2 separate regions of the Homo sapiens genome follow, and region 2 is linked to region 1. Evidence: read pairs that join two places in POLR2A ChIA-PET (ENCODE). Cell type or tissue: Panc1. All regions are shown on one strand. Each heading gives the region's core, and the rest is flanking DNA. Links, peaks and the distances in the headings are about the cores only.

What was found. ChIA-PET counts read pairs that join two places held together with the same protein. Peaks named below come from ENCODE experiments on the same cell type or tissue, not always from the same donor. Only the 100,000 strongest peaks of a DNase experiment are listed, where the experiment ranks them.
Region 2: POLR2A ChIA-PET joins it to region 1 with 21 read pairs; 4 of 35 experiments call an interaction of 5 or more read pairs at or near these places.

Annotation. Positions count from the first base shown.
Region 1 is chr16:3,980,112-3,995,452 of GRCh38, reverse strand. It overlaps ADCY9 (adenylate cyclase 9), which reads left to right. Exons shown (of 11, transcript NM_001116.4): 4 at 1,943-2,047; 5 at 3,090-3,307; 6 at 6,357-6,459; 7 at 12,013-12,221. It overlaps LOC124903633 (a long non-coding RNA gene), which reads right to left and starts at 3,323. Exons shown (of 2, transcript XR_007064956.1): 1 at 2,545-3,323; 2 at 1,129-2,411. RefSeq lists enhancers at 7,712-8,211, 12,482-13,004, 13,005-13,528. In Panc1, for the core only: no CTCF peak of the experiment used is centred there; no DNase peak of the experiment used is centred there.
Region 2 is chr16:4,157,871-4,173,211 of GRCh38, reverse strand. No RefSeq gene overlaps it. Among named protein-coding and RNA genes, the nearest start is that of ADCY9, 49 kb to the right of the region's middle. In Panc1, for the core only: no CTCF peak of the experiment used is centred there; no DNase peak of the experiment used is centred there.

The sequences.
Region 1 (15,341 bases), core at 1-8,000:
ATTTCATTTAATTATTATTTTTTTAAGACAGGGTCTTTCTCTTTTGCCCCAGGCTGGAGTGCAGTGGCACCATCAAAGCTCACTGCGGCCTTGACCTCCCAGACTCAAGCAGCCCTCCCACCTCAGCCCCACAAGTAGCTGGGACTACAGGCACATGCCACCAGGCCAGGCTAATTTTTATGCTTTTTGTTGAGGCAGGGTTTTGCCATGTTGCCCAGGCTGGCCTCAAATTCCTGGACTCAAGCCATCCTCCCACCCCAGCTTCCCAAAGTGCTGGGATTACAGCCGCCACACCCAGCCAATTTCATTTAATTCTTAGCAACATATCTTCACTCTTTGTTTATAGATGAGGGAACTGAGGTAAAGTGATTTGAACAGAGTCTCCAAACTAGTAAGTACTTGACTAGGGTTTGAATCCTAGTTTATGAGAAATAAAGGCTTTGCTCTTTTTAGGGTACCTGTATTAAATCTTGCCTTCTCTTTTCTAGGTCCATTAATTCCTATAAACTTTTAAGTACGCCTAGATCTGGAAATCGTGTACCTTTGATTATTCAGCCCATCTTATGAGACTAGCTCACCATCACACGGAGCTTAAGAACCTTGGATTTGTGTCCTCGCATAGTTGGTGGCCAGTTTCTTTACTTAATAACAGCTTTGTTGAGATATAATTCACATACTATAAAATCGATCTTTTTGGCCAGGCACAGTGGCTCATGCTTGTAATCCCAGCACTTTGGGAGGCCAAGACGGGTGGATCACCTGAGGTCAGGAGTTCAAGACCAGCCTGGCCAACATGGCGAAACCCCGTTTCTACTAAAAACACAAAACAAGTAGCCGGGCGTGGTGGCAGGCACCTGTAATCGCAGCTACTCAGGAGGCTGAGGCAGGAGAATCGCTTGAACCCAGGAGGTGGACGTTGCAGTGAGCCAAGATCGTGACACTGTACTCCAGCCTGGGTGACAAGAGTGAAACTCCATCTCAAAAAATATTTAAAAATCGATCTTTTTAAAGTGTACAGTTCAGTGGTTTTTAGTATATTTAGCAAGGTTGTGCAACCATCACCGTGATCAATTTCAGAACATTTTTATCATCCCAAAGAGAAACCCTGTTGAAATACCACAAACCAGGTGGCTTTTAAACAACAGAAATGTATTTCTCAGGGTTCTGGAGGCTGGGAAGTCCGAGATCAAGGTCCCGGAAGATTCAGTGTCCAGTGAGGACCCGTTCCTGCTTCACAGATGGTGCCTTCTCCCAGGGCGAAGGGACGAGGGATTCCTCTGGGGCCTCTTTTATGAGGGCACTAATCCTATTTTGAAGGCTTGTCCCCCATGACCTAATTACCTCCCAAGGCTTTGCCCCCCAATGCCATCCCCTTGGGAATTAGGATTTCAGCGTCTGACTTTTGAGGGGGCACAAACATTCGAATCGTAGCAAACCCCACGCCCCTTAGCAGCCACTCCCCCTTCCTGCCCCCGGTCCCGCCTGGCAGCCAGGAATCTGCCTTCTCCCTCCAAGGATTCACCTTTTCTGAATATTTCACATAGACGGGATCACGTAATATCTGTGCTGTGTCTGGCTTCCCTCCCCGAGCATAATGTTTTCGAGGTTCACCATGCTGTGGCAGGCGTCAGTGCTTCCGTCTTTTTCGTGGCTGAGTAATATCCCATTGTTCGAATAGACCACAGTTTGTTGATCCATTGTTCAGTCAGTGAACATTCCCGGTTCCATTTTTGGGTCCTGTTGCGTTCGTGCCCGGGTTTCTGTGTGTTTCCACTGTCACTTTGCCCGTTGGCTTTCAGCTCATCCCCGAGCGGTTCTGTGTGCCTTCCCCTTGCTCACCACCATGCTGCGTGACGGCAGATGGCAACAGCGGACCTGCCTGAATTCAGGGTGGCAGTCGCGGTTTCTGGGTGTGTCCCCACAGTCTGTGTTTTTCTTCTAGACCTGCCCTTCGTGCGGAATCACATTTGCTCCCAAATCTGAAGCCGGCGCCGAGGGAGGAGCACCTCAAAACGGCTGCCAAGACGAGCATAAAAACAGCACCAAGGTAACAAGCTCATGGCTGTTGTTCCTGTCAGTTCCTCTCCTGGCGCATCCACCCAAGGTGACATTCCTGTCTTGTCGACTTCTTAGTTCTGAGAGTAACTCCTCTTGGGTAACAGCACTCCGCACCCGCGGGTCCTCCGGGTGTTGAAGAGACCGGCAGGGAGCTCGAGGGAGGGTCAGCAGCAACCCACGTGGAAACCAGCGCTCAGGGGCTGAGCTGGGCGGGATTCCTTTAAAGGCCAATAAGGGTTTAAAATGCGTGGATTCGAGTGCCGGGAGGGGATTTGTGGTACTGGAAGCTGGACTCAGTTTATGAGAGAATATAGACGGGCAGAGACAAGAGGGGGTCTTCACGGCGAGAAAGGCTGGGTGAAGAGAGAGGTTGGGAGTTAGGGCCGGTGGCAGGAAGGCTTTCAGGAAAACCAGACTTGGACACCAGGGCCAGGACTCAGCCCACCCGCGAGAGCCTGTCGGCGGGGGCTCATGCAGGCGACTCACCTGGGGCGCGGGCTCTCGTCCTCCATCTGCTCTCCATCTGCCAAAGGATTGCAGGTGCAGGTCATCCCATGCCTTCCCACAGCCACGGGGGACACCCACGACACGAGCCCGTTTCCATCCACCTTGCCTGTGCCCTGACAGCCCTGGACCCCTCGTCATACTTCTCCTGGACCCCCGACCCATGCACCCTGCTCCCAGAACCGTGGTTCTGGCCTAAGCAGACTCTGGGGGCCTCGGCTCCTCACTTTCCTCCCTTCCCCTCCACCTCCGCACCGACTCTTCCCATGTCTCAATGTCCTGGCAGCCTGAACACCCAGCGTTACCACTGGGCACTGTTGGGTAACAGGAAGGAGCAGACGGGCAGTCAGGGCTGGGATTGGAGCAGGTCTGTAGGCGCAGGGGGGTGGGGGTTCCTCGCAGGTCAGAAAGTCCCACGCCCAGTGCAGCAGCGCCCCGCAGCGGAGGTCGGGGTGGGACAGGCGTGTGTGCCCAGTGCCCGGTGCCACTTCACTTCCCGTGTCTGCGTCCTCTTTGTCTCGAGGCAGGCTTCTGGAGGACCTAATCCCAAAACTCAGAACGGGCTCCTCAGCCCTCCCCAAGAGGAGAAGCTCACCAACAGTCAGACTTCTCTGTGTGAGATCTTGCAGGAGAAGGGAAGGTGGGCAGGGGTGAGCCTGGACCAGTCGGCTCTCCTTCCGCTGAGGTTCAAGAACATCCGGGAGAAAACGGACGCCCACTTTGTGGACGTTATCAAAGAAGACAGGTACGACTGGGGCTGTCTGGGAAAAAGCAAAGGTTGCAGGCAGAAGCCTCTCTGCCTTTTTCTTTTCTTTTCTTTAAGACTGAGTCTCGCTCTGTCATCCAGGCTGCAGTGCAGTGGCGCGATCTTGGCTCACTGCAGCCTCTATCTCCCAGGTTCAAACGATGCTCCTGCCTCAGCCTCCCAAGTAGCTGGGGTTACTGGCACCCACCACCATGCCTGGCTAGGTTTTGTATTTTTAGTAGAGATGGAGTTTCATCATGTTGGCCAGGCTGGTCTCCATACTCCTGACCTCGGGTGATCCACCTACCCCACCCTCCCAGAGTGCTGGGATTATAGGCGTGAGCCACCACGCCTGGCTTTTTTTTTTTTTTTTTTTTTTTTTATAAGGACTAGGTCTTGCTGTGTTGCCCAGGCTGGAGTGCAGTGGCTCAATCTCGGCTCACTGCAACCTCCACCTCCCAGGTTCAAGTAATTCTCCTGCCTAGGTCTCTCAAGTAGCTGGGACTACAGGCATACACAACCATGCCCAGCTAATTTTTGTGTTTTTAGTAGAGATGGGTTTTTAACATGTTGGCCAGGCGGGTCTCGAACTCTTGGCCTCAGGTGATCTGCCCGCCTCGGCCTCCTAAAGTGCTGGGATTACAGGTGTGAGCCTGTGCCTGGCCTAATGGTAACATTTTTGAAAAATACAGGTCCAGTCCTTTTATCAAATATTCCTGAAGTTGGATTGGTTAGATTCAGGCTCTCCCTCTGGCCAGGCAGAGACTGCAGAAGGGATGCCGTGTCCTCCTCAGGGTGTCCTCTCCAGGGACACGCAGTGCCCGTCTGTTCCTCATTAGTGATACTAATTTTGATTAATTAGGCAAGGTGGTGCCGGGTTGTCTCATCTAGGGTTATTATATTCCTCTTATGACTAATAAGCAATCTGTGAGAAAATACTTGAAGATCTTGTACATATTTCATTCCCCATCAGAATTCCCTAGATTTAACATTCATTGATGATTCTTGCCTCTGTCTTCACTATAATGCCTCAAAGGGTGATTTTCAGCCAGGCGCTGTGGCTCACGCCTATAATCCCAACACTTTGGGAGGCCGAGGCAGGTAGATCACCTGAAGTCAGGGGTTCAAGACCAGCCTGGCCAACAAGGTGAAACCCCGTCTCTACTAAAAGTACAAAAATTAGCTGGGCGTGGTGGCGGGTGCCTGTCATCCCAGCTACTCAGGAGGCTGAGGTAGGAGAATCGCTTGAACCCAGGAGGCAGAGGCTGCAATGAGCTGAGATCGCAGCACTGCAACTCCAGCCTGGGCAACAGAGCGAGTCTCCATCTCAAAAAACAAATAAGAAATAAATGGAGCAGCACAGCTAATAGCAGTGTCGCTTCTGCCACTTGACTGCTAAAATGTGGCCTTGTGCACATCCTCTCTGCAGCTGCGTGGTTGCTCTTCCCTCAGTCCACACTCCCTGAGTCAGGGGAGGAGAGAGGGTCAGTGTCCTGGGACAGAATTATTTCTCTTCTGAGTCTGAGAATGTTGGAAGTTACTGGATACCTGTCACAGAAAGGAGAGTGTCCGCCGTGCTGCAAGGACAGGAAGGAACACACGTGATGAGCCGTACTTTGTGTGGGGGGCACATGAGGCACTTGACATATTTCACCTGATTTACTCTTTTTTTTTTTTTTTGAGACATAGTCTTGCTGTGTCACCCAGGCTGTAATGCAGTGGCGCCATCTTGGCTCATTGCAACCTCCATCTCCCAGGTTCAAGTGATTCTCCTGCCTTAGCCACCCGAGTAGCTGGGATTACAGGCACCTGCCACCAGGCCTGGCTAATTTTTGTATTTTTTGTAGAAACGGGGGTTCACCATGTTGGCCAGGCTGGTCCCGAGCTCCTGACCTCAGGTGATCCGCTTGCCTCGGCCTCCCAAAGGTCTGGGGATTACAAGGATGAGCCACCGCGCCCAGCCTCGTCTAATTTACTTCTGATAGTCACTGTATGAGGGAGAGAGGCTAACACAGCTATATTTGCTTTCTGAAATCATGTTAACGTTCCCTTAGTTTCTAGTAATTTTCTGCAGTATAGAAAGGATATTACTATTTGCTGGCAATTCATAAATGAATGAAAGAGTCATGGAAAGCGGGGTTGATTTCCCTGCTATTAAAATCACTGAGCTTTATCATTCTGCAGGTTTCACATGCAATCTGCATATGTGACAATAGCACCAAAATTACGCTAACTATAAACACAATTTTGTGATAACAACCTGTTAGCTTTTACGGTGGCAATTACTGTCAGTGCTCTGAATGACAGGACCGCCGGTTCTGAATTATGTTTTCGTTTGAAGCCTCCAAATCCATGTAAGTACTCTCAGCACAGTGATCTGCGTGTTCTTCACAAAAGATTGTTTCAAAGAACAGAAAAGCTGCCTTCATCTTCTCCTAATCCTAGACATTAGGAATGTGTTTTCAAAAACAAGCCTCAGCAGCTCACGCTGTCATCCCAGCACTTTGGGAGGCCGAGATGGGTGGATCTCTTGAGCCCAGGAGTTCGAGACCAGCCTGACCAACATGGTGAAACCCCGCGTCTGCTAAAAAATACAAAAATTAGCTGGGTGCGGTGGCAGGCGCCTGTAATCCCAGCTACTCAGGAGGCTGAGGCAGGAGAATTGCTTGAACCTGGGAGGCGGAGATTGCAGTGAGCCAAGATCGCTGCGCCATTGCACTCCAGCCTGGGCGACAGAGTGAGACCTTGCCTCAAAAAAAAAAAACCCCAAAAAACCAAGGTTCTGATGATGTGTGCTATAATCATGGTGGATGGTCATTCTTTAACGAAGGTGAAACACAAAATATGATTATGCTTTGAGGTGCGAAGGACTTTCCACAGATCTGTTTTAACAAGGGGCAGCTGAGTGGCGTCTGTTCCACAGGCGCTTTTAGACGCAGCTGTTGTAATATACCTAATGAGCAGCGTTTTGGTAGCTAATTATGATCTGAAAACATTGGCACAGTTATGGTGCTGGGTATTGATCGACTGCATTTGTTGTGTCTTCTAGCCTGATGAAAGATTACTTTTTTAAGCCGCCCATTAATCAGTTCAGCCTGAACTTCCTGGATCAGGAGCTGGAGCGATCCTACAGGACCAGCTATCAGGAAGAGGTGCGTTCATTTCTCCTTGCGCTTTTACTAAAGAATGTGTTTGTTGTTCTCACATGGTCATTCACTGTTAGTTTTGTGCTTTACCAAGGGATGGGAACACGAAGGCGAACATTGATTTCCCACACTCTGTAAACCCTAAGTGGCAACTGTACATGAAATGTCTCTTTGCAAAGGAGGAAAAAAACCCTTTCTTTAGTCCTTTGTCTTAAAGCGCAGCCTCGCCATTACTAGCCCCTTTCCTCTGCCGTGGCATCTCCAGGCTATCCCCAGCCTTGGAAGGGGCCCCCCCACCACAACCTGTCCTGAAAGGAAACCCCCAACCTGCCCTGGAAGGAAACCCCCCCACCTGCCTTGGAAGGGGCCCCCACACCTGCCCTGGTAAAGGAACCCCCCCCACCTGCCATGGAAGGGGTCCCCCACCTGCCCTGGAAAGGAACCCCTCCCCACCTGCCCTGGAAAGGAACCCCGACACCTGCCCTGGAAGGGAACCCCCCACACCTGCCCTGGAAGGGAATCCCCCACACCTGCCCTGGAAGGGAACCCCCCACCTGCCCTGGAAGGGAACTCCCCACCGACCTGCCCTGGAAGAGCCCCCGTCCCACCTGTCCTGGAGTCTTGGGTGAGACTCTTCTCTGTTGCCCTCCCTGCTTTCTTCCCCTGAGAAGGGCCCAGGAGGCCTTCACCTCTCTCTCTAACTCCGGCTCCATGTTCCCTCTCCCGCCCCCACCGCCTTAACCCCTTGTACTTGACTTCTCAGCCCATCACCCAATCCCACTTCCTCCAAGAAGCTCTCCCCGACTGCAGACTGGATTGTACTTCCCTTCATACACTTCCTTCTCCGTGTGTGCCCCATTTTGGAATCTTTCCGTGTGTGGTTCTGGATTCGTGTTCCTCCCTCCCTAGATGCTCAGCTCTGTGAGGTAGGACCCCCGTCTCTCTCCTCCAGCCCCTCCTTACAGCCTCCAGCACAGTCCCAACACCCATCTCTCTCCTCCAGCCCCTCCTCACAGCCTCCAGCAGAGTCCCAGCGCTCACAAGTGCTCCTTAGGGGGTTGCTGGAAGGAATAATACAAGAACCTAGAGCCTGGTTTGAATCCTGGCGGCTTCCAGACTGCATTCTCTCCTCTGGGCCCAAACCTAACCTCTGAGTGTTCCCAAGTCAAGAGTGGATGCCCTCCCCACCCGGAACAAAAGGGATTTCTCACTCTGATTCCCTTGGTTCCTCCAGCAGGTCTTCATTAAACTCCGTGGTGTCCTGGCTTGGGCTCTAGAGAGACCCTGGTGAGCCCAGTAGAGCCAGTTCATGCCTCGTGGGGTGGGAGGTGCCCCCTTCCGTCAGCCTCCAAGGGACAGTGAATATCCGTTAATGTCCCAGACATGGCTCCCGGAGTGGACTTGCAAGTTGGCAGTTGGCTGGTTGGTGGCCCGTAAGGCAAAATATCGTCTCATTTAATGCTCATAGCAATGCTGTAGGGAAGCTGATGATTATCCTCCTTTTACCAAAGAGCTGACGCTGAGCAAGGCTGAACAGGTGGCTGTGGTCCCATAGCCGGGGTCGGACACGAGTGGTCTGGCTGCCAAACCAGGCGTCCGGGCCGCTTCTCGCCCTGCACTGCTGAGCCTCCCAAACAGCAGACACCTTTGCCATGCCTTCCTCCAGGCACCAAATGTACGCTCAGCCTCTGCTCTGCCAGGGACTGTTCTTGGTGCTGGGGAAGGGGGAAAGACGTGGCCTGATGGGGAGCAGGAATTAGAAACAACATCCGGAGCTGGAGGTCTGCGAGTGCCCTCCCAGCACACGGCGAGGCACCAAGCCCAGGCTGGGGGCTCCAAGGGGGGAACTCCTGAGCCTGCCTCAGTGGGGGGACTAGGAATTAATGGAATGTGGGATGAGGGAACATTCTGGAGAGTGGGGCCAGCACCCACAAACGTTAGAGATACCAAAGAGCCTGGTTCGTCCAGGGAGTTGCAGGCGCATCCGGGGCAGGGTGGGGCAGGAGTGGCAGGACGTGGCAGGGGCCAGGTCACGGCTCCCATGCCATGGACTTTATGCCACAGGCCATGGGGAGCTGTTGAAGGATCTGGAACAGGTTGTGTTACAAAGATCACACAGCTCACACCTGTAATCCCAATTACTCAGGAAGCTGAGGCAGGAGGATCACTTGAGGCCAGTAGATAGACCAGCCTGGGCAACATAGTGAGACCCTGTCTCTTCCAACAAAAAGAAGAAAAACATGGCCGGGCGCGGTGGCTCATGCCTGTAATCCCAGCACTTTGGGAGGCTGAGGCGGGCAGATCACCTGAGGTCAGGAGTTCGAGACCAGCCTGGCCAACATAGTGAAACCCCGTCTCTACTAAAAATACAAAACTTAGCCAGGTATGGTGGCGGGCGCCTGTAATCCCAGCTACTTGGGAAGCTGAGACAGGAAAATCGCCTGAACCCGGGAGGCGGAGGTTGCAGTGAGCCGAGACCATGCCGTTGCACTATTGCACTCCGGCCTGGGCAAGAAGAGTGAAACTCCGTCTCAAAAAAAGAAAAAAAACAAACATGTATCAGCTGAGTTTCGGAGGGTGATAAGAGTGTGGACAAGACAGGAGGCCACATGACAGGTGGGAGGCTGTTACCGAAACTCAGGGCAGGTGGCCACAGGGTCCCGGTGGGGAGGAAAGGAGAGATGCCAGGACAAGGGAGCCTCCCAGCTGGCCCGCGTTTGGGGACTCATTGTGCTGGGGGCTCCACGTGGGTGCGTTCTTAGCCGAGCATCCCACCGCCCACAAGGTGCAAGTACTGGTTTATCCCTGGTTTTGGATAAAGAGACTGAGGCATGGACGCGTGGGTATCATAGCTAATCATGGTGGAGTGGCCTTGAGCCCAGACAGCCCGGCTGCAGAGCCTGTGCTCTGATGATGGTGGGACGGCCGCACCCGGAGGCCCTGGGATGTGGGTAGTGAGCAGGGCGGAGCCTGGCCCACGGTGCCCTGGCAGCCAGTGGCACTGTCCCTGGGTTTCGCCCATGGGGAGAGAGGGCGAAAGAGTGTCATGATGTGGGGGAGCGTCGTTCTCAGTGGGACTGGGACAGGTGGCACTCCCGGGATGCACAGGGGTGGGGCAGATGGGCCTGGGAGCCTCTGGCATCAGGGCCAGGGGTGGCCCAGAGGGGGAGGCTGTGGCAGGGACAGGTGTCTCTGGCAAGTAGCAGGGCAGGCAGGAGAGACTGCAAGGGAGGTGGAGGGAGGAGCGGGGCCTCTGGCAGCGTCCATGGATGGGGCAGTTCTACAGAGGAGATGGCAGCCCCAATCAGGAAAGGCCCTGTACCCGAGCCCTTGGCTTGGAAGGTGGGAGGTGTGGGCTCTCAGAAGGACGGCAGCCCACGTGGAAACCTTCCGGCCTCACATGTGGGCAAGGCAGTGATGTCTCAGGGACATCACATGCATGCACCCGGCCCTGACTCGAACCCCTGACGGGCACTAGATGGAGCCCCACAGAAAGGGGACGTGCGTGGGCCTCTGCCAAGGTGAGTGGGCATGGGCAGTGTCGCCCCTGAAATTCCTACACCTGGCCGGGTACAGTGGCTCAGGCCTGTAATCCCAGCACTTTGGGAGGCCGAGGCAGGCAGATCACGAGGTCGAGATAGAGACCATCCTAGCCAACTTGGTGAAATCCCATCTCTACTAATCATACAAAAATTAGCTGGGCGTGGTGGCGGGTGCCTGTCCTCCCAGCTACTCCAGAGGCTGAGGCAGGAGAATTGCTTGAACCTGGGAGGCGGAGGTTGCAGTGAGCCAAGATCGCGCCACTGCACTCCAGCCTGGCGACAGCCAGATCCCATCTCAAAAAAAAAAAAAAAAAAAAGGAAAAGAAAAGAAAAATGAAAAAAAAGAAATTCCCACACCTTCTGAGGGGATTCCAGGGCTGGGACCTGACTTGCCCTTTTGGGCACTACAGAGCCTCCAGCTTCCTTGGAGAGAATTTGGAACCAAACCCTAACCCCCAGGTTGCCCTGGCAGGGTCCAGCCTGGCATCAGGGCTGACTGGCAGCCTTGCTCCCACCGTCCAAGTGCCCCTCCTGCCCTCCCACCTAGTTCCTGGGAGTGGTCGAGGCACCCGGAGCTGGTTTGTCCCAAAGAACGCACACCGCACCCAGGGCTGCCAGGAGACCTTTCCGCTCCGTGCGTCTCCAGCTCCTGCCCTCAGCCCCGAGCCTGGCCGGGATGCTGAGTGGACACCCATGGCCTCTCAGGGGTTGCCAGAAGGTTGCAAGGCCAAATGGAAAGCAGCTGAACTGGCTACATCCCTTCCTCTCCCAACCACAGCCTCTGCCTTTGGATCCTACACCTTCCTCTAGGTTAGGGACACACTCAGGAGTCAACCGGTCCATGCCAAGTCCTGGCCTGGCTCCTTGTTCGCTGTGTGCCCTAGGGGTAGCCCCTGGCCTTGGCCTCCCAATCTGTACACCGAGATGGGTGGTAGTTCCTGCCTGTGGGGTGCCGTGAGCGTCAATGGAGATCGCACCTCCCCAGAGCCTTGCAGGGCCTGGGCCTGGTCACCTCTTGGACGTGTCAGCATCGTTATTTCTCCCCCTCAATTGCCGAACACTAGTGTGTGCCTCTCTAGTGTACTGGCCCCCAGCACAGAGCCAGGCCCCGTAGGTTCCCAGGCGATGATGTGCCACTTAAATCCCCGTCGGCCACTTCCGCCACGAAGCCCCGCTTTCGCACCTGCTGAACCTAGGACTCCGCCATGCAGCAGGACCGCCCTGCACATTGCTCTCGTCCAACTGCCTTACAGATGCAGGGACCTCACCTGCGCCAGTCAGTAACTCATCTTGCAGCTAAATATATAATGTGTCTATGAGAATGTGCTGGGTCATAATCAGTTGCTCTGTGACCCTGGCAGGGTTTTTTTTGTGTTTTTTTGTTTTCGGAAACGGTATAATTCTGCAGTGGTGTGATCATAGTTCACTGCGGCTTCAAACTCCTGGGCTCAAGCAATCCTCCCACCTCAGATCCCAAGTACCTGGGACTACAGGCACAAACCACTATGCCCAGCTAATTATTTTATTTTTTGGTAGACGGGGTCTCGCTATGTTGCCCAGGCTGGAGTGCAGTGGCATGATTATAGCTCACTGCGGCCTGAAACTCCTGGGCTCACACAATCCTCCTGCGTCATCCTCCTGAGTAGCTGGGACCACACTCACGCACTGCCATGCCTGGCTAATTTTAAAGTTTTTTGTAGAGATGGAGTCTCACTGTGTTACGCTGGCCGGGAACTCCTGGGCTCCAGCGACCCTCCTACGTCAGCCTCCCAAAGTGTCGGGATTACAGGCGTGAGCCACCGTGCCCAGCCCCCTGGGCAAGTTTAACTTCTCTGTGCCTTGGACTCCCCAGTGTTAAATGGGGTAGTAGAGGGAGACAGCCCTCCGAGAGCCTTCCTGCCCTGTGCCTGGCCCAGAGCAGCAGTGCTCCGCACGTGTTGCCTGTTTCTCCATCTGAACTGCGCTCCTGGCCGCCCATGGCCTCCCAGTCATTCTGCTCCACTCCTGCTCCACACAGGTCATAAAGAACTCCCCCGTGAAGACGTTTGCTAGTCCCACCTTCAGCTCCCTCCTGGATGTGTTTCTGTCGACCACAGTGTTTCTGACGCTGTCCACCACCTGCTTCCTGAAGTACGAGGCGGCCACCGTGCCTCCCCCGCCCGCCGCCCTGGCGGTCTTCAGTGCAGCCCTGCTGCTGGAGGTGCTGTCCCTCGCGGTGTCCATCAGGTAAGCGCCGCGTGGACTGGGTCTCCAGCTCTGAGCCGTTAGCTCCCTCTTCTGGCTCCATGGCTTATGGCTGAGCGGTTGGACTGGTCCCCAGCCAGCTGTCCCTGCTGGCTGATTTCTGGAGATGGGTCCCCGTGTCCTCCCCGAGCCCTGTGCCCCAGCATCCTCCCTCCCTGACGTTGGCCCAGATGCGGGGGGACCACCTCGCTGGAGGGGGCGGTGCCTCCACAGCCCCAACCGCTGCCAGCTTGTCCCCAGATTTCCAGGTTCAGAGACTGCAAAGGAGAAGGTGAGAAGATAGGAAACAATCTGGAGGAAGGAAAGGAAAAGACATGAGCGGGGGTAGTGGGCCTGGGACAGCAGGCGCCTCTTCAGAGTACCGGAGCCAAACAGCATCTCCACGCACTTGCCTCAGGCAGTGGTCTCTTGGATGTGACGCCAACAGAAGAAAGAATAGACAAGCCCAACTTCCTCAGAAGTTAAGCTGTTGCGCTACAAAGAACACCATCAAGAAAGAGAAAGAACCCACAGAACGGGAGGGAACACTTGCAGATCAGGCCTCGGACAAGGTCTAACATCTAGAATGGATAAAGAGCACACATAGCCTGATAATAAAAAGACAGCTCATTTTAAAGGGGACAGAGGCTCCGAATAGACCACAGGTGCGTCTTGGGAAAGCTGGGCCCTCGGGACCAGCCTGGCTCCCTGAGGGGGCTCGCAGCGGCTCTGTATTCCTGAGCAGGAAGGTGGCCCTGTGTGGTCCCCGTCCTGGGCACCACAAGCCCCTTGGGTGGTCCTGTCACCCTCAACAGGATGGCTGCCGGCCTAGCAGAGTCCCACTAGCAACGGTGCCCCGGAGCTGGGCTTCAAACAGACATGGGGAGGCAGCCCTGACCTTGAGCGTCTGCTGCCCTTATCCAACATCCCAGGGCAGAAATGAATGGCTTTGAGTCTGGCGTGAGGCGCCGGAATGCTGGCTTCTCCCATCTGGGGTGGGCAGGCTGGGATTCCTGCCCCCTCCTTCCCACCTGCACTGTACCCAGGACCCTTTCAGCTTCCTCCGAGGCCGCCATGGGCCATGCTGTCTGTGGCGTGTGCTCAGTGTTTCCCAGAACTCCCTGTGGGCTCATGCCCCATCACCCCCAGCGAGCAGCCCTCTTCCTGGCACAGCCTCCCCTCCTGCCTCAGTGCCCTCCTGTGCTTCTGGGGACCCCTCCCAAAGGAGCCGTCGCCTGCAAACCCTTTCAGGGTCCACTTCCCCAGAACCCAAACCAGACATCCTCAGGCCCCTGGTTGGTTTGTTTTTCCTCTTTAAAAAGATCAGCTTTAGGCTGGGCATGGTGGCTCATGCCTGTAATCCCAGCACTTTGGGAGGCCAAGGCAGGTGGATCACCTGAGGCTGGGAGTTCGAGACCAGCCTGGACAGCATGGTGAAACCTCATCTCTACTAAAAAATACCAAAAAAAAAAAAATAGCCATTCTTGGTTGTGGGCACGTGTAACCCCAGCTACTCGGGAGGCTGAGGCAGGAGAATCAACTTGAACCCAGGAGGTGGAGATTGCAGTGAGCTGAGATCGCACCATTGCACTCCATTCTGGGTGACGAGCAAAACTCCATCTCAAAAAAGAAAAAAAAGAAGATCTGCTTTATTGTGACATGATTTATATACAATAAACTCATTCAAGTGGACAACTCAGTGATTTTTAGCAAATTTGAAGAATTGTATGAATATCACCACTATGTAACTATCGGGCACCTCCATCACCCCAAAAAGAAACCCATCCTCATGGGCAGTCACTCCCCCAGGTCTGCCTTCCCTGGTCCACCCCCAGGTTTTCCTCTAATGTGGGTAGCTGTAGCGTCTTGAGGGCTCTGAGGCCAGCATTGTCTCCATTCCTTTTTACTTTCACCCTTTAGCTATTATTCCCTGCTCCTTCAGACCCAATTCTAAAGCATTGAGGGCAACCCCGGTGTAGACTGCCGAGGGCTGGGGTGAGGTGCGCTGGAACTGCCTGCACAGACATACTCCCCAAGGATCTGGTGAAGGTGGTGGCTGCTGCACCCCTGAACAGGCCTGTGGTGGGATTTGGTTCCATTTACCAGGAATCGTCAAGCCTGGGAGAGGCCCAGACCCTGAAAGGCTTCCCTGGCCCCTCTGAGGGCCGTGTTGAGGACCCCAGGTTGACGGGAACCTGCGCTGTGGGGTATACGGGCACCCCATCCCTTTCCTGTACAGGAGGAAAGCCAGGCGCCTCCTCAGTGACTGGCCCAGGCCCCGCCCGTTGCCTCCAGGAGGCTTCCTGCATCACCCTCTCTGCTCTGCCCCAGCAGGCGTGAGGTCTCATTTTCAGATCCCTGCAGTCTCAGGGACCAGCATGAAGGCCCCCTCCAACCTCACATCTTTCCCGCTGCTGACTGGGAACTTGGTTCCCTCTGTCCCCCCTCCTAGGGCCTCTGTATTCTGCATATTTGTGGTTATTCTTGGAAGTATTCCAAAGTCTTCATTATCCTTTAAATATCAGGAAGCCAGGGCTGTCCAGGACCCTAAAAGGGTGAGGCTGTGCCTGCGTCCATGTGGGGAATGGCTGGAGAGTGAGCGTTCCCTCGCCTGGCCACACCACGCAGCCAAGAGGGAGAGGCATGGTAGGTGTTCAGGCCCGAAGGCTGGGGGCGGGGGGCTCTGTGCCAGAGGCTTTTTTGCTGTTCAGTCACAACAGCGGCCCCCGCCCAGCCTCTCCTGAGGCAGGGACAGCAGGCCTATCCCCAGCTCCCTGGCAGCAAGCTTGAGAGAAGGACTGTCTCCCCACGAGGACCCCACACCTTCTCTTCACCTCCCCATGTGGCCCCACCATGGCCCAGGGGTCCTTGGACTCAGCCAAGACCTGTTCCTCCTCCTCACAGTGGTTCTTGGCCCGCACACTCAGCTGCTTCTTTATACAGAAACTTTTATTGTGTCAACATCACACTCCTGAAACGAAGCCCGCTAGACACACGCCTGCAAAAGGAGTCAGTGAATACAGTCGCTCTGCTTAGAAGGACAAAGTCTTTTAAAATGAAATACGTGGTGCTGGACCTCACGTACAACAGAGCCCCGCTGTCTGGAGAGTCCTGAAGCCGCCA
Region 2 (15,341 bases), core at 3,827-11,826, 170 kb before region 1:
TACTTGGGAAGCTGAGGCGGGAGAATTGCTTGAACCCGGGAGGCGGAGGTTGCATTGAGCCGAGACCACACCATTGCACTCCAGCCTGGGTGACAGAGTGAGACTCAGTTTCAGAAAAAAAAAAAGAAGAATTTGATGGTATAGGCTGTAGATACTGCAGAGCCCTAAAAAAGGGAGCAAGTGGCCAGTCGCAGTGGTTCATGCCTGTAATCCCAGCACTTTGGGAGGCCAAGGCAGGCAGATCACTTGAGGTCAGGAGTTTGAGACCAGCCTGGCCAACATGGTGAAACCCCATCCCTACTAAAAATACAAAAATTAGCCAGGTGTGGTGGTGCATACCTGTAATCTTAGCTACTCGGGAGGCTGAGGGAGGAGAATCTCTTGAACCCAGGAGGAGGAGATTGTAGTGAGCCGAGATTGTGCCACTGCACTCCAGCCTGGGCAACAGAGTGAGACTCTGTCTCAACAAAAGAGAAAAGAGAAAGGAGCAAGTGGTGTCTAGTTGTCTCTAGGTGTCTTGGGTTTCCTCAAGTTGGGGGTTGGATCCACCTAGATCTAGCCTGAGGGTCTGAGCTGGATCCCAGCTAGTGTTACTGTGAGGTTGAGGGCCAAGCAGCACTTTGTGTGGCCTTCCTGGGGAGACATCCCTGTTATCCAAATATTTATGCTCTTTTCTCAGCCTGCATCTTCCTACTCGTCAGGAGTCCCCATTCATCCTTCAAGGCCCAGCCCAAATGCCTCTTTTTTCATGAAGACACTTTCTTCTCATCAGTTAGGATTATTGCTGTCTTCTCTGTTCCTCTGCAGTCCTTTGTTTACAACTTTATTGTGACATTTATTTTATCTCATCATGTGTTTAAGAGTGTTTTCATCAGTTCCACGAGATTGTGAGCTTCTTGTTAGCAGGGACTATATCTGATTCATTTCTTAAACTCCTGATGACTAGCCTAGTGTGTTATTCTGCTCAGAAAATGGTTGCTAAATGAGTGAACAGATTCTATTCTCTCTGGTATTTGAGTTCTAAAGAATCAGTTCTAGGCCTGGCGCCATGGCTCATGCCTGTAATCTCAGTGATTTGGGAGGCTGAGGCAGGAGGTTCCCTTGAGGCCAGAAATTCGAGACCAGCCTGGGCAACAAATATAAACAATACAAAGAATAAAATAATAAAAATACAAGAAATAAAAATAAAAAATTAGCAGGGTGTTGGTCAGGCGTGGTGGCTCACGCCTGTAATCCCAGCACTTTGGGAAGCTGAGGCAGGTGGATCACGAGGTCAGGAGTTTGAGACCAGCCTGACCAACATGGTGAAACCCCATCTCTACTAAAAATACACAAATTAGCTGGGTGTGGTGGCACGTGCCTGTAATTCCAGCTACTCAGGAGGCTGAGGCAGGAGAATCGCTGGAACCCAGGAGGCGGAGATTGCAGTAAGCCAAGATCACACCACTGCACTCCAGCCTGGGCGACAGAGTGAGACTCTTGTCTCAAAAACAAAACAAAACAAAACAAACCTGGATGTGGTGGTACGTGCCTGTAGTTCTAGCTACTTAGGAGGCTGAGGTGGGAGGATCCCTTTACCCAGGAGGTTGAGGCTGCATTGAGCTATGATGGCCCCACTGCACTCCCGCTTGGGTGGGTGACAGTAAAGTAATCCTAAAACCAGAAGGGAGAAGGGCTGTTTGTAGGGCCAGTTTTTGGCAGGGGAGCACATAGTGATATTAAAAGTCATTTTAAGTAGGACTTGTGTGGACACACAAAAGAAGGGTGTCGATCTTCTTTTGGTTTTGACCCTTTAAGACTAAAGGAGCAGCAGTAGAGTATGAGTGGTGGGAAGGCCTCCCCTAGTGTATGGAAAGAGCATTGGAATCAGAATTGGGGACTAATTCTGATCCAATCTCTGGTGACATTATATTTGCTTTGTTAATCCTATGAGATTGTTCTGAGAACCAAGTGAGATAAGAAAGATGTGAGTTCTTTGAAAGCTCTCAGATCATCAGCTACTAAGGTCGGCTTGAGCTTGGCCAATCTCCATTTGAATTCCCATCTAGTCCCAAGACTAGATCCAAATGGTAAAAAGAGAAGAACACTGTGTGACTTGGGTAAATCGCTTCTAGTCTCTGAGCCTCAGTTTTCTTATTTGTAAAATGGAGATAATAATCTCTACGCCACCTAACTTGTTAGGCTACTTAGGAGGGTTAACTGAGAATTAATATGACACTGCCTTGTAAATTATAAGGGTCTGTGCAAATGCTATGGATTTATTTTTAATTAATTTATTTATTTTTAAGAAAGAGTCTTGTGCTGTTGCCCAGGCTGTAGTGCAGTGGCGTAATCTTGGCTCACTGCAACTTCCACCTCCCAGGTTCAAGAGATTCTTGTGCCTCAGCCTCTTGAGTAACTGGGATTACAGGCACCTGCCACCCCACCTGGCTAATTTTTGTATTTTTAGTAGAAACAGAGTTTCACCATGTTGCCCAGGCTGGTCTCAAAATCTCGGCCTGAAGTGATCCACCTGCCTTGGCCTCCCAAAGTGCTGGGATTACAGGCATGAGCCACTGTGCCTGGCCTAGATTTGTTTTTTAATCTGTGTTTGAGGGCTCTGGATGAAATTTGCCAAGGCTGTTGCACATCTAGACAGTGACATCATATACATGTTATTGAGGTCCAGGGTGGGGCACAGAAGACAGGCCCAGAGTCATGGGGGCAGGGAAGAACACAGAAGGGAACCCCACCCACTGTCTGCCTGGAGAAGACCTGATTCTGTTGTCACTCATTTGTCTGACTTGAGGAAATTTGGTCTCCTCGTTTCCAAACTGCCACAGACTGCAGTGACCTCTGTGATCAGGGGGTACTTTGATTAAAGCTCTACAGTAAGGGTCACTCTAGTTTTTTTCTCTGTCTCCAGGGTTGAGCTTGGTGCATGGACACAACAGATATTCAGGATAAGTTTGTTGTTGAACAAATACAAGTAATGCATTTGTGAGACCTCATTCTCACTTCCTTTGTTTTACAAAGTCAGTTGCACATCAGCCTAAAAACCCAGGACATAATTCACAGAAATGGAGCTTGAAAGCATGACTAGCCAGTATTAATCAAAGGCCAAGCGGCTGAGCGGGCGTGGTGGACAAGCCTGTAATCCCAGCACTTTGGAAGGTCGAGGCGGGTGGATTGCCTGAGCTCAGGAGTTCACGAGCAGCCTGGGCAACAAGGTGAAACCCCGTCCCTACTAAAATACAAAAAAGTAGCCGGACAAGGCGGCATGCACCTGTAGTCCCAGCTACTCGGGAGACTGAGACGGGAGAATTCCTTGAACCCGGGAGGCAGAGGTTGCAGTGAGCCAAGATCACGCCACTGTACTCCAGCCTGGGCGACAGAGTGAGACTCTGCCTCAAAAAAAAAAAGAAAAAGAAAATGAAAAAAAAAAAAGGCCAAGCTTCGGAAATGGCATGTTACCATCCAGGCGCTTTGTGAATCCTGGGAAGCCATGAAGCCAGAGTCTGAGGGGAAAGGCTCTCTGTCTGCCTGTGGCCAGGCAGTTTTTGAACCCCTTCATTGGTCCTGCTGGTCATAGGAGCTGAAAGAAAATGGCTGAATCAGCAAATATTTATTGTGTGCTTGCTCTGTGTTGAATGCTTTGGAGAAGAAGAAGAAGGTGAAGTCATAGAGGAGCAGGGAATTCCCGCCGACAGGCAGTGTTTGCCCAGGGCCAAGGGAGTGGGAGATACCCAGCAACAGAGGACGGTACCCACTGGGGCTAGGAAGGCTTTCTAGACGGGGAGGAGATGTGTGAAGAAGACAAAGTTAGTCATGGAGACTCCCCTCTGCCGCCGAAATGTCTTCTTTTGGTAACTGGCCCCAGTTAGGAGACTGTATTAGTTTTCTGTTGCTGCGTAACAAATGACCACACAATGTGGCAGCATAAACCAGCATCCATTTATCATCTCACAGTTCCATAGGTCAGAAGTCCAGGCAGGCTCTACCAGGCCCCCCGCTCAGGACCTGGAAAGGCTGAAATCAAGGTGTGAGGGGGCCAGGCACTCATCCAGAAGTTCCAGGAAAGAACCCACTTCCAAGCTCATGGAGGTGGGGGCGATTCCATCCTTTCAGCTGTAGGTTGAGGCCCCCGTTTCCCTGCTGGCTGTCTGCTGGGTGCTGCTCTCCACTCCTAGAGGCCACTCTCTGGTCCTTTCCTTGTGGCCCCTCCATTTCCAATCTAGCAACAGTGCATCAAATCCCCCTCCTATTTTAAGTACCTGACTTGCTCTTCTGTTACCACCTGGAGAAAACAGTCTGTTTTTTGAAAAGAAAATTTCGGCTGGGCATGGTAGCTCACGCCTGTAATCCCAGCACTTTGGGAGGCTGAGGTGGGTGGATCACCTGAGGTCAGGAGTTTGAGACCAGTCTTGTCAACATGGCGAAACCCCGTCTCTACTAAAAATACAAAAATTAGCCAGGCGTGGTGGTGTGCAACTGTAGTCCCACCTACTCGGGAGGCTGAGGCAGGAGAATTGCTTGAACCCGGGAGGTGACGGTTGCAGTGAGTCGAGATCTCACTACTACACTCCAGCCTGAGCGAGAGTGAGACTCCGTCTCAAAAAAAAAAAAAAAAAAAAAAGTGGAATCCAAGATGATCAGCAAGTCTAGAGGATGGGGAAGAAGATGGCAGGATCATTAATAGAAATATAGTCATGCATCGCTTAATGATGGGAATACGTATGTTCTAAGAAATGCATCCTTAGGTGATTTAATCATTGTACAAGCATCACAAAGTGTTCTTACACAAACCTAGATGGCACAGCCTACTACACACCGATGCTATATGGCAAGCAATACAAACCTGTACAGCAGGCTACGGTGCTGAGTACTGTAGGCAATTGTAATGTAATGGTATGTATTTGTGTATCTGAACACATCTAAACATAGAAAAGGTACGGTAAAGATACTGTATTATAAGCTTATAGAGCCACTGTTGCAGGCTGGGCGTGGTGGCTTATGCCTGTAATCCCAGCACTTTGGGAGGCTGGGATGGGCAGATTGCTTGAGTCCAGGAGTTTGAGACCAGCCTGGGCAACATAGTGAGACCCCTGTCTCTACAAAAATACACAAATTAGCTGGGCATGGTGATGCATGCCTATAGTCTTAGCTACTCGGGAGATCGAGGTGGGAGGATTGCTTGAGCCTTGGGAGGTCGAGGCTGCATTGAACTGAGAGTGTGCCACACTGCATTCCCACTCCAGCCTGGGTGACAGAGTGAGACCCTGTCTCAGGAAAAAAAAAACACCGTTGCATACGCAGTTCATCATTGACTAAAACATCAGTATGCAGTGCATGACTGTAAATCCCAGGGCTAATTCCGTGGTGACAGGAAGGGCACCAAGTTTCTGTGTGGATTTCAAATATTCTGTATCCTCAGGCTTTGTTAATCCATGTCTTTTGTCTTCAGAGAAGTCAGTTCCATCAGCAAGGAGCCGTCAGGGCCACCCAGCTTTATGCCTTGACTCCTGGTTACTGTTTTGAGGCCTAAGAACAGCTGAGACCCTGCACGTGTTAAAATCCAAATGGGGTGAGGGTGAGGGGGTCAGAATCACCACCAGCCAATGTCAGCATCTGGAGCTGAATACAGAGACCCCTCTTGGCCAAATGTTCCGGGCAGCATCCATGTGCAGGTCGGGTTGACTTTTTGGACGCTGCCTAGGAGCTCACGCAGACGGTCACACTGCAATGTCGGTGGGGCTGTGAGCAGTCATGGCACCTCCGCAGCTGTTCCTGGGCCTATCTGCTGCAAATTAGATCATTGGTCATTCATATTTTTCCTTCCCTATCTCTCTTTACCCATTCTGTTTCCAACAGGTGATGATAATAAAGGTGGTTTCATGGAAAATATGGGATCTCTGTAAAGACAAGACCCCGATCTGCGAGTGTGGCTTGCTAAGTTGGGTAATTTATCTGTTGACACGCTTCTCAGTCACTTTTTCACCTTGGTTTCTCCAGATGGCTGGGGCTTGATCACTCAGAGGAGGAGGGAACTTCTTTGTGGTTCTGTTCTTGCCCATCTCAACACAACAGTCGACATCAGACACATAATCAAGAGCTTCAGCAGGAGGGATGGCCAAGTTGGATGCTTTCCATCAGGGCCATTCCAGCTGTGATTCTCTGTGCTGTGGGAATCTGGTTGAGAGGGACATCAGAGAGATGACAGCGAGGAAGGAACCTTTTATACTAGGTGTTAAGGGATGGCTGGGACTGGATTAAGTAGACAGGAGAAGGGAAGATCTTCCAGGCTTGGTGAGAGCTGAGCAAAGCCATTTGGGTTTGAATCAGCATGGTTTATTTACGGAGTGTGAGGCGGCTGGCTTGGACCATGGGAGGTGTTGCTTCTTAATCTAAGAAAATGGGCCAGGCGCGGTGGCTCAGGCCTGTAATCCCAGCACTTTGGGAGGCCGAAGCGGGTAGATCAGTTGAGGTCAGGAGTTCCAGACCAGCCTGACCAACATGGTGAAACCCCATATCTACTAAGAATACAAAAATTAGCTGGGTGTGGTGGTGCATGCCTGCATTCCCAGCTACTTGGGAGGCTGAGGCAGGAGAATTGCTTGAACCCGGGAGGCAGAGGTTGTGGTGCACTGATATCACGCCACTGCGCTCCAGCCTTGGCAGCAGAGCGAGACTGTGTCTCAAAAAAAAATAATAATTTTAAAAAAAAGAAAAAAAAGAAAATGACTCCCTGCCCTCCACTCTTCCTTCTCCCTTATATTAAAGCTTAGGATTTCTGAACTTTTGCCCCTTCCTAGGGGTCCAGATGAATTGTAGGGAACCACCCTTTCTGGCTTGGCGTCAACCTCAAGGGCACATCTGTGGGATGCTGTTTTCCCTTTAAGTTTACTCCTTGCCTCCCAGTCAATGTCCTTTCCCTTGCCCTTACCTGTTTGCTTTAAAAAGCACTATTTTTTTTTGTTGTTGTTCAAGCGATTCTCCTGCCTCCTGAGTAGATGAGGATTACAGGCGTGTGCCACCACACCTGGCTAATTTTAATATTTTAGTAGAGACGGGGTTTCACCATGTTGGCCAGGCTGGTCTCGAACTCCTGACCTCAGGTGATCCGCTTGCCTTGCCCTCCCAAAGTGCTGGGATTACAAATGTGAGCCACTGGGCCCAGCCAATTAAAAAGCACTATTTTTAACCAAGGAGCTTTACTTGCTTTGTTTTCGTTTTTGTAGACAGATGCAGCATTAAAGATGAATGCATTTGAATGCCATCACTGTCATAGTTCAACATTTGACCTCTCTTTGGCAACCAAACTATATTTTATATATTTTGTTGTTGCACATTTTCTAGAGGAGCATAGGAGGATGGGGCTCATTTTTGGTCCTCATGGCTTGGAGAGCTTTCCTCTTCATGCTGGTGGGCCACACTTGTCTGGAGATTCTTTCCTCTTCTTTGAATCTGGACTACAATAGGACAAATTAACTTCAGTGGTCATACAAGTCATGAAGAAATGAATTTAATAGTGTATCAGTTAGGATTCTCTTATGACATGTACCCCAATGATCTGGAAGTAGTTTAAGCCAAAGAGAATAATTTATTTAAAAGATTCAGGGACATATGAGATCTAAGGCCGGGAATACAACTGTGTCTCAGGAAGGGACTTTAAGTAGGAAGAGGAAAGCCATCAAGAAGCCAGGCATCCCCTCAGTGTGCTTGCTGCGACGTGCACTCTGTGCAGAGTGGCTGTCCCTGCTTCCAGACCACCCAGAAGGCAAGAAAGGGCCAGCCTGAGACCCCCAGTTTGTAATCCCCTTCATTCAAGAGAACAGCCAAGGCCGGGTGTGGTGGCTCATGGCTCATCCAAGCACTTTGGGAGGCCGTGGTGGGAGGATCATTTGAGCCCAGGAATTTGAGACCAGCCTGGGCAACATAGTGAGACCCCACCTCTACAAAAAATACAAAAAATTTAGCTAAGCATGGTGGCACATGCCTGTAGTTCCAGCTACTCGAGAGGCTGAGGTGGGAGGATTGCTTGAGCCTGGGAAGTCAGAGGCTGCAGTGAGCAGTGATTGTGCCAATGCACTCCAGCCTGGGTGATGGAGCAAGACCATCTCAAAAAAAAAAAAAAAAAAAAAATAGATCAGGAGACCAGCGAAGACTCAGTGAGGATCTGTTTGTCTCATTTCCAAATGTGTCCTGGAGAACCAACGTTAGTACAGTCAACGGTGATCAGTTTGGAGTCGCAAAACACAAACTCCGGCTGTTGAAAGCTTGGCTTGTAGGAGGGGCCCACTTCCTCCAAAGGGACCTGCTTCAAATATCCCCCCTGCTAAACCAGAATCATTGCTGTTGGGATGACCTTTCTATCTCAGAAGGAACTAGACGACTCTGTAGAGATGGTGGCGGAGGCGGGATCTATGTCTGGAAGGGCCATGTAAAAAACATGGACCTGGCGTGTTTCTGGTCCTTATCACTTCTGAGTTGTCCGATTTTATAGAAGAGGCCTTAAAAGATGTAAGATTTGGCCAAGAACTCATCGTCTGCTTCTGCTCCAAAACCACATTCTACTAAAAAAAGGTCCTTACACTGAATTGTTTGAAGGTTTTTTGTTGTTGTTGTTGTAAAGGATGCAGACTTAAAAATTATTTTTGGAAGACAGTTTGCAAGCTATTAGTAGAGAATGCTAAGAAAAAGCTTTTTGGGGTGGATTTGTTTAAACAGGCCCCTAACTGATGAGAGAATGGCTGTTTTCATGTTCCTTGAGAACCGTCGTCTTTTAATAAGACAGCATCGATTCTGGAGTCAGAAGACTAGATTGGGTCTCAACTCTGACACCGGGTTTGTGGCTTTGGGCAAGTTCTTTAATATCTCTAACTCTCAGTTCTAATTCTGAGAAATGGGATAAGTATCATATTAAAATCTACTTCCTGGTGTCAGGAAGAGTAGATGAATTAATGCACATTTATGTACTTGGCATTCTTCTTTGCGCTTAAGCATTCAGAAAATAGTCTTACAAAAATGATTACGCCTGTTTGATATTAGTGAAGAGTTAATGAGAAAAGATCAAATTGTGCTTGAATGTTAATTTTTTTAAAGCATATTCTGTGAATAATATTTCTTTAAAAAGCATTTTGCTAATGTTGTCTATGTTTAGCTGTTTAATAAAAAGTTATATTTGTATTTTTAAAAGGAAAAAAAGTGGGCGTTTTATGTGTCATAAGAAAGGCACCCCTTGCCTACACCTTTTGATGTGGGTCATGAGATTTTTTGTTTTATTTTATTTTATTTTTGAAACAGAGTTTCGTTCTGTTGCCCAGGCTGGAGTGCAGTGGTGCAATCTCGGCTACCTGCAACCTCTGCCTCCCGGGTTCAGGCAATTCTCCTGCTTCAGCCTCCTGAGTAGCTAGGATTACAGGCATGAACCACCATGCCCAGCTAATTTTGTATTTTTAGTAGAGACGGGGTTTTGTCATATTGGCCAGGCTGGTCTCGAACTCCTGACCTCAGGTGATCCACCCACCTCAGCCTCCCAAAGTGCTGAGATTACAGGTGTGAGCCACCACACCCAGCCAGGTTTTTTGTTTTAAATTATAATAAAGTACACATGACATAAAACTTACTAACTCGGCTGGGTGTGGTGGTGCACGCCTGTAGGCCCAGCTACTCAGGAGGCTAAGGCAGAGGAATCGCTTGAACCTGGGAGGCAGAGGTTGCAGTGAGCCGAGATTGTGCCACTGTACTCCAGCCTGGGTGACAGAGTAAGACTCTGTCTCACAAAAACAAAAAAGAAAAACCAAAAAAACAAAAAAATTTACTAACTCAAGCATTTTAAAGTGTATAGCTAAATGGTAGTAACAACATTCACATTGATGTGTAACCATCACCAATCTGTCTTCAGAACTCTTTTCATCTTGTAAAACTGAAACTCTCTACCCATTAAACCATAACTCAGCCGCGTGCTGCACAGCTGGGAGGTTGAGGCAGGAGGATCCCTTGAGCTCAGGAGTTCAAGATCAGCTTGGGTAACATAGTGAGACCTCGTCTCTACAAAAAGTCTATAATTAGCCAAGTGTGGTGGCACATGCCTATAGTCTGAGCTACTTGGGAGGCTGAGGTGGGAGGATCGCTTGGACCCAGGAGGCTGAGGCTGCAATGAGATGTGATTGTACCACTTCACTCCAGCCTGGGTGATAAAGTGAGACCCTGTCTCAAAAATAAAATAAAATTAACAATAACTCCCCATCCTCCTCTTTGGCAATCACCATCCTACTTTCAGTCTCTAGGAATCTGACTCTTCTAGGTAACTAGAGTCATACAAATGGAATCATACAGCATTGTCTTATTTCATTTAAGATAATGTCCTCAAGGTTCATGCACGTTGTAGCATGTGTTGTGTTGCCCAGGCTGGCCTTGAACTCCTGGCCTTAAGCTATTCTCCTACCTCAGCCATCCCAGTAGCTGGGACTACAGGTGTGCACCACCATACCCAGCTAGAATTTCCTTGCTTTTTGTTTGTTTGTTTGTTTTGAGACGGAGTTTTGCTCTTAGTGTCCTGGCTGGAGTGCAATGGCGCAATCTCGGCTCACTGCAACCTCTGCCCCCTGGGTTCAAGCGATTCTTCTGCCTCAGCCTCCCGAATAGCTGGGACTACCGGCATGCGCCACCACGCCCGGCTAATTTTTGTATTTTTAGGAGAGACAGGGTTTCACCATGTTGATCAGGCTGGTCTCAAACTCCTGACCTCGGGTAATCCACCCGCCTCGGCCTCCCAAAGTGCTGGGATTACAGGCGTGAGCTACGGTGCCCAGCCTGTTTGTTTCTTTTTTGGTTATTTTTTGAGACAGGGTCTGGCTCTTTCGCCCAGGATGGAGTGCAGTGGTGTGATCTTGGCTCACTGGAACCTCTGTCCCTCAGGCTCAAGCCATCCTCCTACCTCAGCCTCTTGAGTAGCTGGGACTACAGGTGTGCACCACCGTGCCCAGTTAATTTTTGTATTTTTTCTAGAGACAAGGTCTCACTTTGTTGCCCAGGATGCTGGTCTTGAACTCCTAAGCTCAAGTGATCCGCCTGCCTTGGCCTCCCAAAGTGCTGGGATTGCAGGCATGAGCCCCCACGCCTGGCCACAGAATTTCTTTACTTTTTGGCCAGGCGTGGTGGCTCACGCCTGTAATCCCAGCAGTTTAGGAGGCTGAGGTGGGCGGATCACTTGAGTTCAGGAGTTTGAGACCAGCTTGGCCAACATGGTGAAACCCCGTCTCTACTAAAAGTATAAAAATTAGCCAGGCGTGGTGGCAGATGCCTGTGATCCAGCTACTCAGGAGGCCGAGGTGGGAGAATTCCTTGAACCTGGGAGGTAGAGGTTGCAGTGAGCCGAGATCGTGCCACTGCACTCTAGCCAGGGCGACAGAGCGAGACTCTGCCTCAAAAAAAAAAAAAAAAAAAAAATTCTTTACTTTTTAGTAGAGATGGGGTTTTACCATGTTGGCCAAAAAAATAAAAAATAAAAGAATTTTTTTTGTATGTATAGACCACATTTTGTTTATTCATTCATCTGTGGATGGACAGTTGGGTTGATGGACAGTTGGCTATTGAGAATAATGCTAGGGACAGGGTATACAGATACCTCCTAGAGGCCCTGCTTTCCATTCTTTTGGGTATATACCCGGAAGTGGAATCGCTGATAAATAGTTCCATTATTAGTTTTTCGAGGAACCACCATGCTTTTTTTCACAGCAGCTGCACTATTTTACATTTCCACCAACAATGTACAAGGGTTCCGATTTCTCCACATCCTGGCCAACACTCGTTATTTTCTGTTTTTTTTGACAGTAGCCACCCGGATGGATGCAAGATGGTATCTCATTGTAGTTTTCGATTTGCATTTCCCTAATGATCGGTGATGTTGAGCACATTTTCATGTTTTTGTTGGCTATTTATATATGGGTCATGAGTTCTTGATTAGTCAGTGCTATATGATGATGCTATACGTAGTTGTAGGAAATGTCCCTAACGGGGCAAAATGCTATGTTTTACATCTCTAGAGAGAGGAAGTAGATTGGTGGTTGCCTAGGGCTGGGGCAAAATGAGAGTGACTAGTAATGGGCAGGGCCTCTTTCTGGAAATAGTAAAATGTAGTGAATTAGATGGTGATGGTGATGGCTATACAATTCTAGGAACATACTAAAAACCATTGAATTGTACACTTTAAATGGGTGAATTTTATGTTCTGTAATGTCTCAATAAAACTGGTTTAATATGCTTTTTCTTGGAAAATAGACCTAAAACAGTAGCAGTGATGGTAGCAAAGGTTGCCACTTCATTGGCCAACTTTACCCAGTAGGAGGGGATGTTCCACATTTTTGGTGAATTTACAACCGAGAGGTACTCTCCTTGGGAAATCTGGAGGAGTGCCCCCTTGCAAGCTTATTTCCTGGCCCAGTGAGAAAGATCAGTGACTAATAAAGCTAGAGGAAAGATCACAAATGATTTAAGTTTAGAGTTGCTAGAAGCACATTTTAGTAGAGTTTGGGGTGGAGGGTGTCAAGGCCCCTTTCCAACAGTGATACCACCAGAGACCTCAGGTGTTACCGAAGAGAACATCGCCCCTTCACACCTCCTCTCTGTCCTTTTCAAAATGAGGAAATGGCTGGGTGCCATGGCTCATGCCTGTAATCCCAGCAGTTTGAGAGGCTGAGGCCAGTGGATCACCTGAGGTCAGGAGTTCAAGACCAGCCTGGCCAACGTGGAGAAACCCTGTCTCTACTAAAAATACAAAAATTAGGCCGGGCACAGTAGATCACACCTGTAATCCCAGCACTTTGGGAAGCCAAGGTGGGCAGATCACGAGGTCAAGAGATCAAGACCATCCTGGTCAACATGGTGAAACCCCATTTGTACTACAAATACAAAAATCAGCTGGGTGTGGTGGCACATGCCCGTAGTCCCAGCTACTCGGGAGGCTGAGGCATGAGAATCACTTGAAGCCAGGAGGCAGAGGTTGCAGTGAGCCAAGATCACGCCACTGAACTCCAGCCTGGGCAACAGAGTGAGAGTCCATCTCAAAACCAACAAACACCCCAAAAAACAAAATGAGGAAATGAATCCAGAGACAAGAAATAACTGGCCCTAGGTTCATGGCCAATTAGCAGCAGAGCCAGAGCTTCTAGCTCCCTTGCCTGGGCAGCTTCATTTAAGCTCCACGCGTCCAATCTAGCCCAGCCAACAGCCTCTGTCGCCAGAGCATCAGCTGCTGATGAGGAGCGGGGATGACGGATACCAACCGCAGCCCTCTCCAGAGGGCCTCCGTCCACGTGCACCGCAAATGTCTGACTTTCCCCACATGTGGCTCCGGCGGTTTTTGTTGGAGCAGCTTTCTCCCCTGTTTGTGCTCAGCTGCAACACCCTTCCTGCACCATCTGGAACGTGGCTAGGGCTCTCCATCACTTTGCCCACCCGCTCCGCCATGTTCTGCTGCGTGTCGGCCCACACCAACGCAGATCTCCTAAGTACAGAGAGTTCTGCTTTTATTGATTTCTGATTGCTCAGGGAGGAAACAATGCTGCTTGTCAAGCTTCAGAATCCTTGCACATAAGTAGTGACAGTTAAGAACAAGTTTGCAAAATCTTCCCCTTGGTCTGAACTACGGGCCTCCTCTGCCTACACACAGTCCTTGGCCCAGATCTGCATAGGGACAAGGTCAGTGGTTTAAAGGGGTTCGATCCCTGGGCTACAAGGTGGGCGATTCTGTCCCCTCGGCCTCTTAGACTGTTCCTCTGCCACAGCCCTGATCTTATTCTCTGAAGTCAGGAGTCCTAGAGAGCTCTACATAGTCTTGGAAAGTCTGGCCTGTAACTCAGTCCTTGTGCAAAGGGGAGATACTCCATCCCCTCTCCTCTCCAACTTCTTCTTCTCCTTCTCCTTCTCCTCCTCCTCCTCCTCCTCCTCCTTCTTCTTCTTCTTCTGTTTTTTTTGAGATGCTGTCTCGCTCTGTCGCCCTGGCTGGAGTGCAGTGGTGCTACCTCTGCCTCCCGGGTTCAAGCGATTCTCCTGCCTCAGCCTCCTGAGTAGCTGGGACTACAGGCCCATGCCATGACGCCTGGCTAATTTTTGTATTTTTAGTAGAGGTGGGGTTTAACCACCTTGGCCAGGCTGGTCTTGAACTCCGGACCTCAAGTGATCCACCCACCTCGGCCTCCCAGAGTGCTGGGATTACAGATGTGAGCCACTGCGCCTGGCCCAACTCCACCTTCTTTTTCTCTCCTTTTCTTTTTCTTTCTTTCTTTCTTTCCTCTTTCTTTCTTTCTTTTCTTTCACTTTCTTTCTTTCTCTTTCTTTCCTTTTCTTTCTTTTTCTTTCTCCTTCCTTCCTTCCTTCCTTCCTCTTTCTTCTCCTCCTTCTTCTCCTTCTCCTTCTTCTTTTTTTGAGACAGGGTATTTATTGCTCTGTCACCCAGGCTGGAGTGCAGTGGTGCAGTCATAGCTCACTGCAACATTGACCTCCTGGGCTCAAGTAATCCTCCAACCTCCGCCTCCTGAGTAGCTGGGACTACAGGCGTGCACTACAACGCCTGACTAATGTTTTGTTTATTTTTATGGAGATGGGGTCTCACTATGTTGCCCAGGCTGGCATCTTCTTTTCATCTCCAGATTTTCTCACCCTTGTGACCAAACATCATCCAGTTAGTATCCATGGGTAATGCTGTCTCAAAGATGTGGCTATTTTCTGCATGCCACTATGATAATACAGTTGGCTCGTTCATTTCATTTGGAATACAAACCATCTGACAATGTCTCAGACCAGAAACCAGCTGGAGAAATTAGGCTGTTCCCAGGGCGGGAATCTCTTTCTCTTTATTTTACTCATGAGGGTGGCAATGAAAGGGTTTTGTTGCCTCTTGGCGCAGGGTGTGACGGGAGCAATGCACACGGAGGTGTCCCCGGTAGTGGCACTGACATTCAAAGGGAGAGAAATTCCAGGCAAGTTGTCACCCAGGAGAAACAGGGGCAGAGGTGCTCAGCCCAGTGTTTTTTTTTTCCACCTGGAGCTTCTTTTCATGACGATGAACATAGATTCAGGTTATGTAGGAAAGATGTCCCCAGAGCCTTCCCTGTCTTTGCCATGAACCTCCCTGCATTGGCCCCTTTATTTGCCTTTTTTTTTTTCTTTGAGATGAAGTCTCACTTTGTCACCCAGGCTGGAGTGCAGTGGTGCGATCTAGGCTCACTGCAGTCTCCACCTCCTGGGTTTAAGCGATTCTCCTGCCTCAGGCTCCTGAGTAGCTGGGATTACAGGCGCACGCCACCATGCCCAGCTAATTTTTGTATTTTTAGTAGAGATGGGGTTTCACCATGTTGGCC